Regions from separate parts of the Homo sapiens genome. Here region 2 is linked to region 1. Evidence: read pairs that join two places in POLR2A ChIA-PET (ENCODE). Cell type or tissue: PC-9. All regions are shown on one strand.

The links. Peaks named below come from ENCODE experiments on the same cell type or tissue, not always from the same donor. Only the 100,000 strongest peaks of a DNase experiment are listed, where the experiment ranks them.
Region 2: POLR2A ChIA-PET joins it to region 1 with 5 read pairs; 4 of 35 experiments call an interaction of 5 or more read pairs at or near these places.

Annotation. Positions count from the first base shown.
Region 1 is chr6:134,695,342-134,703,341 of GRCh38, forward strand. All of the region lies in intron 4 of LOC101928277 (a long non-coding RNA gene), which reads right to left. Among named protein-coding and RNA genes, the nearest start is that of LINC03002, 160 kb to the left of the region's middle. In PC-9, no CTCF peak of the experiment used is centred here; no DNase peak of the experiment used is centred here.
Region 2 is chr6:134,770,337-134,778,336 of GRCh38, forward strand. All of the region lies in intron 3 of LOC101928277 (a long non-coding RNA gene), which reads right to left. Among named protein-coding and RNA genes, the nearest start is that of ALDH8A1, 180 kb to the right of the region's middle. In PC-9, no CTCF peak of the experiment used is centred here; a DNase peak (open chromatin) is centred at 4,095.

The sequences.
Region 1 (8,000 bases):
CATATGAATATCCAGTTTTCCCAGCACCATGTATTGAAGAGACTGTTCTTTTCCTAATGTGTGTTCTCTTTGTCAAAAATGTGTTCATAGATGTGAATTTGTTTCTGGGTTCTCTATTGTGTTCCATTAGTCCATGTGTCTGTTTTTATGTCAATATCATACTGTTTCGCTTACTATAGCTCTGTCACATAATTTGAAGTCAGGTAATGTGATTCCTTCCCTTTTTTTTTTTTTTCCTCATGATAACTTTGGCTATTTTGAGTCTTTTGTGGTTCCATATAAATTTTTGGATTGTTTTTCTATTTCTGTGAAGAATGTCATTGGTATTTTGATAGGGATTGCATTGAATCTGTAGATTGCTTTAGGTAGTATGAACATTTTACGAATATTGATTCTTCTAATCCATGAACGTGGAAGTTTTCCATTTTTTGTGTGTCCTTTTCAATTTCTTTCATCAGTGTTTTACAGTTTACATTGTTGAAATCTTTCACTTCTATAGTTAATTCCTAAGTATTTTATTTTATTTATAGCTATTGTAAATGTAATTCTTTCTTGATTTCTTTTTCAGATTCTGCACTGTTGGCATATAAAAATGCTACTTTTTTTTTTTTTTTGAGATGGAGTCTCGCCCCGTCACCCAGGCTGGAGTGCAATGGTGCAATCTTGGCTCACTGCAACCTCCACCTCCCAGGTTCAAGCAATTCTCCTGCCTCAGCCTCCTGAGTAGCTACAATTATAGGCATGCGCCACCACGCCCAGCTAATTTTTTGTATCTTTAGTACAGATGGGGTTTCACCATGTTGGCCAGGCTGGTCTCAAACTCCTGACCTCATGATCTGCCCACCTCGGCCTCCCAAACTGCTGGGATTACAGGCATGAGACACCATGCCTGGCCAGATATACTACTAATTTTTTTATGTTGACTTTATATCCTGCCATTTTACTGAATTTTTAAATCAGTTCTAATAGTTTTTTGGTGGAGTCTTTACATTTTTCTAAATATAAGATCATATTATCTGCAAACAAGGATAATTTGACATCTTCCTTTCCAATCTGGATGTCTTTTATTTCTTTCTATTGTCTGATTGCTCTAGATAGGACTTCCAGTACTATGGTGAATAACAGTGGTGAAAGTAGGCATCTTTGTCATGTTCCAAATGTTAGAGGAAAGGCCTTCAGTTTTGCCCCCATTTGGTATGATACTAGCCATGGGTCTGTTGTATATGGCTTTTATTGTGTTGAGGTAAGTTCCTTCTATACCTAGTTTTTTGAGGTTTTTATTTTAAAAGGATGTTAGATTTTATCAAACGCTTTCTCAGCATCAATTGGAATGAGCATATGGTTTTTGTCCCTCATGCTATTTATATGATGTATCACGTTGGTTGATTTGCACATGTTGAACCATCCTTGGGATAAATCCCACTTGGTCTTGATGAATGATCTTTTAAATGTGTTGTTGAATTGGGTTTGCTAATATTTTGTTGAGGAATTTTTGCATCAATGTTTATCAGGAATGTTGGCCTGTAGTTTTCTTTCCTTTTCTTTTCTTTTTTTTTTCTTTTTTTTTTTTAATGTGTCTGTCTGGTTTTTTTAATCAGGTACTACTGGCCTCATAGAACGAATTTGGAAGTATTCCCTCCTCCTCTATTTTTTGGATTAGTTTGAGTAGGATTGGTATTAGTTCTTCTGTAAATGTTTGGTATAATTCACCTGTGAAGCCATCCACCCCAGGCTTTTCTCTGCTGGGAGACATTTTATTACAGCTTCAGTCTTGTTACTTATTATTGGTCTGTTCAGGTTTTGGATTTCTTCATGGCTCAATCTTGATAGGTTGTATGTGTCCATGAATTTATCCATTTCTTCTAGGTTTTCAAATTTATTCACACATAGTTGCTTATAGTAGCTTCTACTGATCCTTTGAGTTTCTGCAGTATCAGTTGTAATGTCTCCCTTTTTTTTTTTTTGAGATGGAGTCTCACTCTGTCGTCCAGGCTGTAGTGCAGTGGTGCGATCTTTGCTCACTGGAACCTCCACCTCCCAGGTTCAAGCAATTCTCGTGCTTCAGCCTCCCAAATAGCTGGGATTACAGGTGCACGCCACTACGTCCAGCTAATTTTTGTATTTTCAGTAGAGACGGGGTTTCACCATGTTGGCCAGGCTGGTCTCAAATTGTCTCCCTTTTTTATCTCTGATTTTATTTGGGTCTTCTCTCTTCTTTCTTAGTCTGGTTAAAGGTTTGTCAATTTTGTGACCGGGCACAGTGGCTCATGCCAGCTCTACGGGAGGCCAAGGTAGGCGGATCATGAGGTCAGGAGATTGAGACCATCCTGGCTAACACGGTGAAACCCCGTCTCTACGAAAAATACCAAAAAAACTAGCCAGACGTGGTGGCGGGCACCTTAGTCCCAGCTACTCGGGAAGCTGAGGCAGGAGAATGGCATGAACCTGGGACGTGGAGTTTGCAGTGAGCCGAGATCAAGCCACTGCACTCCAGCCCGGGCAACAGAGCAAGGCTCCGTCTCAAAAAATAAAAAAAAAAAAAGGTTTGCCAATTTTGTTCATCTTTTCAAAAAACCAATTTTTCATTTTACTGATCTTTTGTATTGTTTTCTTCATTTCAGTTTCATTTATTTCTGCTCTGTTATTTATTATTTCTTTTCTTCTACTAATTTTGGATTTGGTTTGCTCTTGCTTTCTTAGTCTTTAGAATGAATCATTAGGTTGTTTATTTGAAGGGTTTCTATTTTTTTTCCATCAGAAGAGATTTTTTTTGATGTAGGTGCTTATAGCTATAAACTTTTCTCTTAGCACTGATTTTGATGTATCCTATAGGTTTTGGAATGTTGTGTTTCCATTAGCATTGGTTTCAAAAAATTTTTTTAATTACTTTCTTAATTTCTTCATTAACCCACTGCTCATTCAGGAGCATATTGCTTAATTTCCATGTGTTTGTATAGTTTCCAAAATTCCTCGTTACTAATTTCTAGTTTTATTCCATTGTGGTCAGAGAAGATATTTGACATAATCTCATTTAAAGAAATATTTTGAAGACTTGTTTTGAAACCTAACATATGGCCTGTTCTTGAGAACAATCCATGTGCTGAGGAGTAGAATGTGTATTCTCCAGCTCTTGCATGAAATGTTCTCTAAATATCCATTAGGCCCATTTGGTCTACAGTGCAGATTAAGTTCATTATTTCTTTGTTGATTTTCTGTCTTGATGATCTGTCCAAGCTGAAAGTGGGATGTTGAAGTCTTCAGCTATTATTGTATTGGGAGTCTACTTTTCTCTTTAGTTCTAATAATATTTTAAATATCTGGAAGCCCTGATGTTAGGGGCGTATATATTTACAAATGTTATATCTTCTTACTGAATTAAACCCTTTATCATTATATAATGACCTTGTCTCTTTTTATAGTTTTTATATTGAAATCTATTGTGTCTAAGTATAGCTACTCCTGCTCTTTTTGGGTTTCCATTTGCATGGAATTTTTTTTTTTTTTTTTTTGCATCTCTTGATTTTCATTCTATGCATGTCCTTGTAGGTGAAGTGTGAAGCAACAGGTTATTGGGTGTTGTATTTTTTTTTCTTTTTTTTTTTTTTTGGAGATGGAGTCTCGCTCTGTCACACAGGCTAGAGTGCAGTGGTGTGATCTCAGCTCACTACAAGCTCCGCCTCCCAGGTTCACGCCATTCTCCTGCCTCAGCCTCCCCACGAATAGCTGGGACTCCAGCTACTACATCAGGGCATCCAGATATAATCCCAGCACTTTGGGAGGCCGAGGCGGGCAGATCATAAGGTCAGGAGATCGAGACCATCCTGGCTAACATGGTGAAACCCCGTCTCTACTAAAAAAATACAAAATATTAGCCGGGCATGGTGGTGGGCACCTGCAGTCCCAGCTACTTGGGAGGTTGAGGCAGGAGAATGGCGTGAACCTGGGAGGCAGTGTTTGCAGTGAGCCGAGATAGCACCACTGCACTCCAGCCTAGGCAACAGAGCGAGACTCTGTCTCAAAAAAAAAAAAAAAGTTGTAGTTATTATTTTTATTAGTTCATCTTTTAGTCTTTCCACTCAAGATATGAGTAGTTTACATATCACAAATATAGTGTTATAATATTCCGTGTTTTTCTGTGTACTTACTATTACCAGTTTTGCACGTTCAGATTGTTTCTTATTGCTCATTAACATTCTTTTCTTTCAGACTGAAGAACTCTTCTTAGCATTTTTTGTAGGACAGGTCTTGTGTTGATGAAATACCTCAGCTTTCATTTGTCTGGGAAAGTCTTTATTTCTCCTTCACGTTTGAAGGATATTTTTACTGGATAAACTATTCTAATATAAAAGAATTTTTTCACTGGCGCTTTAAATGTATCATGCCACTATCTCCTGGCCTGTAAGGTTTCCACTGAAAAGTCTGCTGCCAGATGTATTGGAGCTCCATTGAATGTTACTTGTTTTTTACTCTTGCTACTCTTAGGATTCTTTCTTTATCCTTAACCCTTGGGAGTTTGATTATTAAATGTCTTGAGGCTGTCTTATTTGGATTAAATCTGCTTGGTGTTCTGTAACCATCTTGTACTTGAATATTGATATCTTTCTCTAGGTTTGGGAAGTTTTCTGATATTATCCCTTTGAATAAACTTTCTACCCCTATCTCTCTCTCTCTACCTCCTCTTTAAGGCCAATAACTCTTAGATTTGCCATTTTTAGAATATTTTCTACATCTTGTAGCTGTGCTTCATTTTTTATTTATTTATTTTTTGTCTCCTATGACTATTTATTTTCAAATAGCCTGTCTTCAAGCTCACTCTTTCTTCTGCTTGATCAATTCTGCTGTTAAGGGACACTGATGCATTCTTCAGGATGTCAATTGCACTTCTCAACTCCAGAACTGCTGCTTGACTCTTTTTAATTATTTCAATTTATTTGTTAAATTTATCCGATAGGAATCTGAATTCCTTCTCTGTGTTACCTTGAATTTTTTTGAGTTTCCTCAAAACAGTTATTTTAAATTCTCTGTTTTTCCAGGGTCAGTCCTCAGTGACTTATTTTGTTCATTTGGTGAGGTCATGTTTTCCTAGATGGTTTTGATGCTTGTGAATGTTTGTCAGTCTCTGGTCATTAAAGAGTTGGGTATTTATGGTAGTCTTTTTGTTCTTTTGTTTTTTGTTTTTTTTTTTTTGAGATGGAGTTTGGCTCTTGTTGCCCAGGCTGGAGTACAACGGTGTGATCTCAGCTCACTGCAACCTCTGCCTCCTGGGTTCAAGCGATTCTCCTGCCTCAGCCTCCCAAGTAGCTAGGGTACAGGTGCTTGCCACCATACCCGGCTAATTTTTGTATTTTTAGTAAAGACAAAGTTTCACCATGTTGACCAGGCTGGTCTCAAACTCTTGACCTCAGGTGATCCACTGGCCTCGGCCTCCCAAAGTGCTGGGATTACAAGCATGAGCCACTGTGCCCAGCCAATTTATGGTAGTCTTTGCAGTCTAGGCTTTTTTGTACCCATCCTTTTTGGGAAGGCTTTCCAGGTATGCAAGAGAGTTGGGTCTTATAATCTAAATGTTGGGTCACTGCAGTCATATCTGCATTAGATGAAACCTCAAGCCCGATAACTCTATGGTTCTTGCAGACTCATAGAGGTACCGTCTTGTAAGTCATGTATAAGATTTGGAAGAATTCTCTGATTACCAGGCAGAGATTCTTGTTCTCTTCCCTTACTTTCTCACAGAGTCTTTCTCTCTTGCGTGTATGTGCAGACTTGGCGGTGGAGTGACACAAGCACCCCTGCAGCCACCACCACTAGGACTGCCCTGAGTCAGACTTCAAGCCAGCATGGCACTGGATCTCTCTCAATAGGCCCACAATAACCACCACCTGGCTACTACCTATGTTCACTCAAGGCCCTAGGTAGCAAAACCCATCACTCAGCAGGTAGCAAAACCCATCAGGCTTGTGTCCTTCCCCAGGGCAATGAGTTCCCCCAGCCCCAGGCAGGACCAAAGATGCCATCCAGGAGCCAGGGCCTAGAGTCAGAAACCTTAGGAATCTACCTGATAGCTCTATTCTACTACAGCTGTGCTGGTTCCCTCCCCTTTCTACACAGGAGTCTCCCCTTATGGTCATCACCACTTCAGGCCCCTAATGAGTATTGCTTGGCTGCCACTGATGTACACTCAAGGCTCAAGGGCTCTTCAGTCAGCTTGTGGTGAATACTGCCAGATCTGAGACTCATCCTTCAGGGAAGTGGGCTCCCTCTGGCCCAGGGCAGGTCCAGAAATGCCATCCAAGAGCCAAGGCCTGGAATTGGGAACCCCCAGAGCCCACTTGGTGCTCTACCCGACTCTGGTTGAGCTGGTACCTAAGTTGCAAGACAAAGTCCCCTTTACTCTTTCTCTCCTTTTCTCAAGCAGGAGCCTCTCCTTGTAGCCCACCACAACTCGATGTGCTGGGTCACACCTGAATCCAGCACATCTCAGAGTCTCATCCGAGGCATACTACCTGGGTATTGCTGCTGGTTATTCAGGGCCTAAGGGCTTTTTAGTCAGCACATGATGAATCCTGCCAGTACTGGGTCCTTTACTTCAAGGAAATGGGTTCTCTTCTGGCCCAGAGTGTGTCTAGAAATGTCATCCAAGAGCTAGGGCCTCGAATGGGGGCCTTAGGACTCTGCCTGGTGCCCTGTCCTACTATGGCTGAGCTGGCATCCAAGTTGCAAGACAAAGTTCCTTCTTTTCTCGAGTGGAAGGAAAGTCTCTCTCCTAGCTGCAAGCTGTGCTGCCTGGGGTTAGGGGAGGCTTGGTGCAAGCACTTCCTTGGCCACCCTGGCTGGTGTCTCACTAGGTCACATGCCCCCAGTAAGTCCACTTGCTTTGAGCCCAGCACAGCACCAGGACTTGCCCAGAAATTGCAGCCCTTGTGGCCTAGACTGCTTTTAAAGTTTATTTAGAACCCCAGAGCACTTTAGCCTGTGGTGGCGATGCTTGCCAGAACTCAGGTTCCAACTGCTGGGATGGGCAATTCCCCTCTGGCTAGTGTTAGTCTAAATGTTTTTTCCATGGGCACTGAGTTTTGCCTGGTGTTCCTTTCCACCGTGACAGTGCAGCACCAAGTTCCAAGGCAAAGTCCCACAGTCACTGCACTCTCTCTCCCGCAAGAGCTCAGATTCTCTCCACCACACAGCCCAGCTGCTGCTGGGGAATGGGAGTGGGGGATTGGTGTTGGCAATTCCAGACTGTCTTTCCTACCCTCTTTAATGCCTCTTTCAATGATATGAAGTTAAAACCAGGTACTGTGACAGCTCACCTGATTTTTTATTCTTATGAAGGTGCTTTTTTATGTGGATAGTTGTTCAATTTGGTGTTCCTGCAGGGAGGGTGGTCAGTGGAGGCTTCTATTTAACCATCTTGCTTAGCCTCAAAAATCTGGACTGTTTTCTTGCAAAGCCACCCTGCATCCATGTTAACCTTAGACAAGTCTGAGCTTTTGATATATATGAAATGTTGACTATTTAACAAGCAGCACCCTTGCCCAGTGGAAATGGGTGCTGGGGCTGACTACCCAGCTTGTAGAGAATCAGCTAGTGACTTTTCTCCCTTTGTCTCCTTCCTGTAGTTAACATTTTTTATATTTCTTTCCTTACTAGTATTTACATTGTAAAGTCTATAGCATTGTCTAAAAATAAGTTTGGAGGCTATCAATCGAATTTCCCACTGGATAGAGATAATTAAGTGTTGCCTAGTTATCTTGCTACCTCCGTAAAATTAGAAATGGCTCTTAAAGGCTTTGGAAGACTGAATTAATCTTGTTAATCATTATACTTTTTGTGTATTTGACATATTTCATTCTAAAAGACTAATGGCAGATATAACATCTCTTAGAAAACATTGCTGATCTCTACAACAAAATCACACACTGAACACAGGATAATACACCAGGAGTTCTGGATTCCAAACTGTATGTCCCCATGGAATTTTCCAAGGAGAGGGCAATGGAGCA
Region 2 (8,000 bases), 75 kb after region 1:
CCCGGCCAGGTGCAGTGGCTCACGCCCGTAATCCCAGCACTTTGGGAGGCCGAGGTGGGTGGATCACCTGAGGTCAGGAGTTCAAGACCAGCCTGACCAACATGGCGAAACCCTGTCTCTACTAAAAATTACAAAAATTAGCCAGGCATGGCGGCGGGCACCTGTAATCCCAGCTACTCGGGAGGCTGAGACAGGAGAATCACTAGAACCCAGGAGATGGAGGATGCAGTGAGCTGAGATCATGCCATTGTACTCCAGCCTGGGTGACAGAGCAAGACTCCGCCTCAAAAAAAAAAAAAAAAAAAAAAAGAAAAGAAAAATTGACAGCCCCTCCATGATGGAATGGCTCACCATGGTTGGCTTTCCATCAGGGAACTTTTCACCAAGAGGCTAGCTAGTCTTTCCAGGGTGTAGCATCAAATTGGCAGGAACAGAGGGACACTCAGGGTTGTTTGCTACTGCTGTCACCACCAAGTTTGGACATGCAGAATACCTGGCTGTGTCAAAGAAGCACACACCCACACCACCAAGCTTTTCCTCACTTTTAGTGACAGAGAACTAACTGAGGTGGCAACTTATATTCCGTTTTATTCATTTTGGAAGGCAAATCCCAGGATATCTCCTAGATAACAGGGATGCTAGAGGCATTAGGTTCTGGTATGTTTTCTAGAGTTTACCTCCTACCCTGTCATATATATCCTTTACCAAGATATATAGAGTACCAGCCACGTCCTGCTTTTCAGTCCTATCATGAAGAAGTCATCAATACAGCACAGCAGCATGGTACTATGAGACCAGCAACATCCCCAAAAACTAAAATGTGGCACAGAATCTGCAAACTAATGTATCCTAGAGACAGGATAGTAAAGGGATCTTTCTCACCAGGTCAGATGAAGCAAATGAGTCCTATTGGTTAGAATAAAGAAAAAAAAATAACTGTATCAATAACTGCATAACAGATATGTTTTAGAGCATTGTTTTTCTGTAGAAGACCAATTCTGGAAGAGCAGTAGTATTTAGGGTCACCACATTACTATATTTATGAACATCCATTGTTATTCTCCAAGATCCATTCATATTCTGCAAGTTCTGAATTGGGAAATTAAAAGGGAAAGTAATAGGAAACAACATCCCAGTATTTTGTATTTGCTTGGCATAGTATCTGCAGTTCCTTGAGGGCCATATTATTGCTTCCAATTTGCAAGTTGCATTGGGTGGAGAGATCCATGGTATCCTCTTGACTCTCCCTTTCATAATAGACCATAATCCACTGGATCAGACCCAATGTTAGCATTCTGCCAGTCACTATAGATATGTATTCTATCCAAACCAGAGGCAGGGTAACAGAAGTGTGGCTAAGGCTCTAAGAAACTATAATGCAAGAGAAACTCAGTATGGGGCAAGTCAGCGGAATTACAGGGTGAGAGAAATTTTAAGAAGAGAATCATAAGGCTTTAAACATTTCAAGAGAATAGACCAATAGTTTAACCAGTTGCAGATTTCAACAGGTCAGCCAGCAAGAGACATCTCAAATAAGCCCAGTGAAGACCTAGAGGTCAGCATAAGGACTAACAGGTGAAACTACCATACGTCATGGCCATGAAGAAAAAAGAGTTCCTATATCCAGACACTATTTTGGAGAAAAGGATGAACAGCCCAGAGAGGAAGTTTAAAGTATGAATTTAGCTGAATATTTTTCTAAAATAGAATATGATCATCTGAAAAAGCCTTTAATTGGCAAGTTTAAGTGTCCTCTTCCCTTTCTACCATTAAGAGAAAGATTTGAGAGCAAAATTCAATCAGTTCCAGAAAATAAAGAATGTTTGCTCTTTTTTTTACACATTAGTATAATGTGTAACATTGACTGCACTACCCATTATGTATCAATCAGTGCTAAATTATAGCTCCAATTGTATCATTCTCCTTTCCTGCTAAACAGTCCTAACAGATCATTCCAGAGTTATCTCCACAATTTACTTCATTCCCTCTACATTCAACCAAAACTGGCCAATGGTCTCTTCCCTTACACACAACTTAAGCTTTTCTGTCTTCGTGTAAACCAGAAACAAGAAGCCCTCAACAAGGCGGCTTAAGGAAAGGAAAGAGAACTAGAACCTGGTGGGTCAAGAGCTAAGGGATAAACAAAGCTGCCATATTAGCTCCATTGTAAGGAAGTACGCATGGACGTGTCCCTGAAAGTTTGGCCACTCATGCAGGATATGCCAGCACCACTACTCACAGGCCCTGGGCCTGGCAGTTGGGCTGCAGTGGGTGAGCCCCTCGGCAGAAATACATTCAGAAATCAAGTGGGAGGTGATATGGTTTGGATGTCCCCTCCAAATGTAGAGGGGAGCCCCCAGTGTTGGAGGTGGTCCTGGTAGGAGATGTTTGGGTTATGTGGACAGATCCCTTGGGGCTTGGTGCTGTCTCACTGTTGTGAGCGAGTTTTCACAAGATCTGGTCATTTAAACATGTGGCACCTATCCCCCATCTTGCTTCTGCTTTTGCTATGTGAAATACTGCTCTTACTTCACTTTCTGCCATGAGTAAAAGCTTCCTGAGACCTCCCCAGAAGCAGATGCTGGCACCATGCTTCCTGTATAGCCTGCAGAAACATGAGCCAATTAAATGTATTTTCTTATAAATTACTCAGTCTCCAGTATTTTTCTTTTTTTTTTTTTTTTTTTTTTTTGAGACAGGGTCTTACTTTGTCTCCCAGACTGGGGTGCAGTGGTGCAAACGCAGCTTACTGCAGCCTTGACCTCCTCCACTCAAGCATTCCTCATGTCTCAATCTCCATAAGTAGCTGGAACTACAGGCATGCACCATCATGCCCAGCTAATTTTTGCATTTTTTGTAGAGACAAGGTTTCACCATGCTGCCCAGGCTGGTCTCTAACTCCTGAGCTCAAGGAATCTGCCTGCCTTGGCCTCCCAAAGTGCTGGTATGTTATTGTATTTCTTTTTTTGAGACGGAGTCTCGCTCTGCTGCCCCGGCTGGAGTGCAATGGCGCTATCTTGGCTCACTGCAACATCCATCTCCTGGGTTCAAGCGATTCTCGTGCCTCAGCCTCCCGAGTAGCTGGGATTACAGGCCTGCGCCACCATGCCCGACTAATTTTTGTATTTTTAGTAGAGATGGGGTTTCCCCATGTTGGCCACGCTGGTCTCAAACTCCTGACCTCAGGTGATCTGCTCACCTCGGCCTCCCAAAGTGCTGGGATTACAGGCGTGAGCCACTGCGCCCAACTAGTATTGATTTACAGCAATGCAAGAACAGCCTAACACAAAAGGAAACACGGGAGTCCCAGGGACCCATCCCATTTATCACAGAGCCAAGACAGTATCTGAGTATTTGGGGAGCACAGTCATACCTTCAGAAAAGAGGCTAGCCCCTATCCAGGGCTCAGGAGTTCTATGTGGAGCTTAGATCCAGGAGTAACTATGCACTGTAAAGAAATTGGTCCCGGCCTACTAAGTAATCGACTTCAGGTGACAAGAATTTTTCAGACCACACCTGTTGATGAGGCCAGGGCTACCAAGGCCAAGCAGAGCTGGGAAAATAAAAAATTGATACCATTATTTGATGCATAGCTCACTTGTGCTTGGTAAATTCTCCCTTACTTGCATGTTACTCTTTCATGTCCTCTCTCTTTACCCCACATTGTTTTCTTTAAGAGCACCCCACCCCTGCCCCCCCGCACTCTGGAATAGATAGGGTCCTCGATGCTTGTTTTTCAGCCTTGGTGATCTTTGCATCCTCAGAAGGATCTAACAATCTAACTTGCTCAGAGTAGTACTTAGTTATTTATTGACTGCATTTTTATGGTATTAAGTCAAAGTAACAAGGACTTACTTTCTAGAACCATATGCAATCGCTCTGATATAAAGTACTATTGTAAAGGTTACCCAATTTGACATGAATATAACAGCTTGAACCAGCTTGCAAAGTGTTTTATACATGGAGTGGTGTTGCAATTGCTAAAGCAGCTGCATTCTTTCTAGAGAATAGCAAAGATTCTCTGAAGCATTCAAAAACATATAGTCATTGTATATGTTAGTGCTGCCCTTGAAATTACAAAGGATCTTTTGATAAGAGTTCTAAGCTACAAGTGCTTCCATGGATGCTTGAGGATAATGAGTACAGATTCACACTCCTGCACTTACAGTTGATTCATCTCTTTTGTGACTCTTCTTGGTGAACAAAGAAAAATAAAAGTAGGTATGAACTGAACATATGCTGAGTCATGTGGGGAACATTTTTGCTTTGTTTTCAAAGAAATGTTTTAGCATCCTGAGTTCCAATACAGGGAATTGTGGGAGTCAAATGGATGCAGAAAGTATACATGGATGTATTCAGCACAAATGTGAGTCAAAGAATCTAACAAAACTTATATTAGACTTTTGTTTTCAGTCAAAGAGAATCAAATTATAACTTTGTAAATTTCTAGGGCTTTTCAAAATAAACAGCCTTTCAGAAAAAAGTGTTGAATAAACGTCAAGGCCAAATCTTGTTTCAACAAGAAACATTTTAATAGCAAGCAAGTAAAGCAGAGTGCCAATTTCTAAGTTTCTGCTGATCGTTATTTATCTAAACTGCTCACAACAGCATCAAGACTGTAGGATCTGGGCTTTGACCCGCCTGCCAATCTCACCTCAATCCTTTTCCTTCTGCCATACCAACAACCTTTCAATTTCTTGACTTTGCTGTGCTTTTTTATACCTTGGGTCTTTGCACATAATGTTCTCTTTGCTCTAGAAAATTCTCCACTTCCCCACCCTACACACTCCTTACACAACTAGCTCCTTCTAATCGTTTAGGTCTAAATCTAAATGTGATTTTCTAAGAGAGATCTTCCTAAAATTTGGATTCAGAGCAATCCCAACACCAGCAGGCTTTTTATGGAAGTTGACAAGCTAACAGTAAAATGTATATGGGATGCAAAAGACAAAAACAAACAAATAAAAAAATGTATATGAAGTTGCAAAGGACCAAGAAAAACTAAGAATCTTGAAGAAGATGTACAAAGCTCTAATAATAAAAATAAGAGAGTGATCTATTAAAATACAATGAAATAAGAACTTCATTTCTTTCACTGATACCATTAAAATTGTGGTAAAGTAAACCATAAATATGTACGGGTATGTGTGTGTATAGTCTTGTGTCCAGAATTTATAGCGTTTCTGCAAATCTGTAAGAAAAAGAAAGAGGCTGGGCGTGGTGGCTCAATCCTGTAATCCCAGCACTTTGGAAGGCTGAGGCAGGCAGATCACAAGGTCAGGAGATTGGGAGACCATCCTGGCTAATACGGTGAAACCCCATCTCTACTAAAAATACAAAACAATTAGCCGTGCATGGTGGCAGATGCCTGTAGTCCCAGCTACTCGAGAGGCTGAGGCAGGAGAATGGCATGAACCCAGGAGGCAGAGCTTGCAGTGAGCCAAGATCGTGCCACTGCACTCTAGCCTGGGCGACAGAGTGAGACTCCATCTAAAAAAAAAAGAAAAAAGAAAAAGAAAGAGAGCCCTATAGAGAAATGAGCACAAGACTTGAACATGCACTCCACAGAATAAAATAAACAAATGGCCTCTTAACACATGAAAAGATGCTCAACCACATTAATCATCAGGGAAATGCGAATTAGAAACACAGTAAATAGAGCTGGTAACTGGCAAGATGGCTGAACGGGAACAGCTCAAGCCTGCAACTCCCAGTGAGACTGATGCAGAAGGCAGGTGATTCCTGCATTTCCAACTGAGCCTCTGCTGGTGATACCCAGGTAAACAGGGTCTGGAGTGGACCTCCAGCAAACTCCAGCAGATCTTCAGCAGAGGGGCCTCACTGTTAGAAGGAAAACTAACAAACAGAAAGGAATAGTGTCAACCTCACCAACATCAAAGACCAAAGGTAGATAAATCCATGAAGACAGAGAGAAGAAACCAGCGCAAAAAGGCTAAAAATTCCAAAAACCAGAAAGCCTCTTCTCCTCTAAAGGATAACAACTCCTCACCAGCAAGGGAACAAAACTGGATGGAGAATGAGTTTGATGAATTGACAGAAGTAGGCTTCAGAAGATGGGTAATAACAAATTCCTCCAAGCTAAAGAAGCATGTTCTAACCCAATGCAAGGAAGCTAAGGACCTGGAAAAAAGGTTAGGCAAATTGCTAACTAGAATAAATAACTATGTTTAGAGAAGAACATAAACGACCTGATGGAGCTGAAAAATGCAGCACAAGAACTTCATGAAGCATACACAAGTATCAATAGCTGAATCAATCAAGTGCAAGAAAGGATATCAGAGACTGAAGATCAACTCAATGAAATAAAGTGAGAAGACAAGATTACAGAAAAAAGAGTGAAAAGAAACAAACAAAGCCTCCAAGAAATATAGGACTATGTGAAAAGACCAAATCTACATCTGATTGGTATATCTGAAAGTGACAGGGAGAATGGAACCAAGTTGGAAAACACTCTTCAGGATATTATCCAGGAGAACTTCCCCAATCTAGCAAGGCAGGCCAACATTCAAATTCAGGAAATACAGAGAACACCACAAAGATATCCTCGAGAAGAGCAACCCCAAAACACATAATCATCAGATTCACCAAGGTTGAAATGAAGGAAAAAATGTTAAGGGCAGCCAGAGAGAAAGGTCGGGTTACCCACAAAGGGAAGCCCATCAGACTAACAGTGGGTCTCTCTGCAGAAACCCTACAAGCCAGAAGAGAGTGGGGGCCAATATTCAACATTCTTAAAGAATTTTCAACCCAGAATTTCATATCCAGCCAAACTAAGCTTCATAAGCAAAGGAGAAATAAAATCTTTTACTGATTTTGTCACCATCAGGCCTGTCTTACGAGAGCTCCTGAAGGAAGCACTAAATATGGAAAAGAACAACTGGTCCCAGCCACTGCAAAAAACATACCAAATTGTAAAGACCATTGACGTTATGAAGAAACTGCATCAACTAATGGGCAAAATAACCAGCTAGCATCAAAATGACAGGATCAAATTCATACATAACAATATTAGCCTTAAATGTAAATGGGCTAAATGCCCCAATTAAAAGACACAGACTAGCAAATTGGATAAAGAGTCAAGACCCATCAGTGTGCTGTATTCAGGAGACCCATCTCACATGCAAAGAAATGCACAGGCTCAAAATAAAGGGATGGAGGAAGATTTACCAAGCAAATGAAAAGCAAAAAAAAAATAGGGGTTGCAATCCTAGTCTCTGATAAAACAGACTTTAAACCAACAAAGATCAAAAGAGACGAAGAAGGGTATTACATAATGGTAAAGGGATCAATGCAATAAGAAGAGCTAACTATCCTAAATATAAAAACACAATAAATAACACATGCATTCCTTCTAAAATAACTAAAATTTAAAACTCTGACAATAGCAAGCATTAGTAAATATGGGAAAACAAATGAAATTCTCATTAATTGGCTGGGTGCAGTGGTTCATGCCTGTAATCCCAGCACTTTGGGAGGCCGAGGTGGGCAGATCACAAGGTCAGGAGATTGAGACCATCCTGGCTAACAGTGAAACCCCGTCTCTACTAAAAATGCAAAAAAGAAATTAGCTGGGCGTGGTGGTGGGCACCTGTAGCCCCAGCTACTCAGGAGGCTGAGGCAGGAGACTGGTGTGAACCCGGGAGGCGGAGCTTGCAGTGAGCCAAGATCACAGCACTGCACTCCAGCCTGAGCGACAGAGTGAGACTCTCTCTCAAAAAAAAAAAAAAAAAAAAAATTCTAATTGCTGGTAAGAGTATAAATTAGCATCACTTTGGGAAAATAATTTGGTCCACGTACTAAAGCTGATCTATACATGTGCTATGATCTAGTAATTTATCTCCTTGGTATATAAACGAGAAATGTATACATGTGCTTGCCAAGCAACAAAATAGAAACTAAGTTTCTATTTTGAGTTCCATTCTTCCTATTGAGTTCAAGCATTGAGTTCCATCCTTCATATTCAAGCATTCCATACTCCC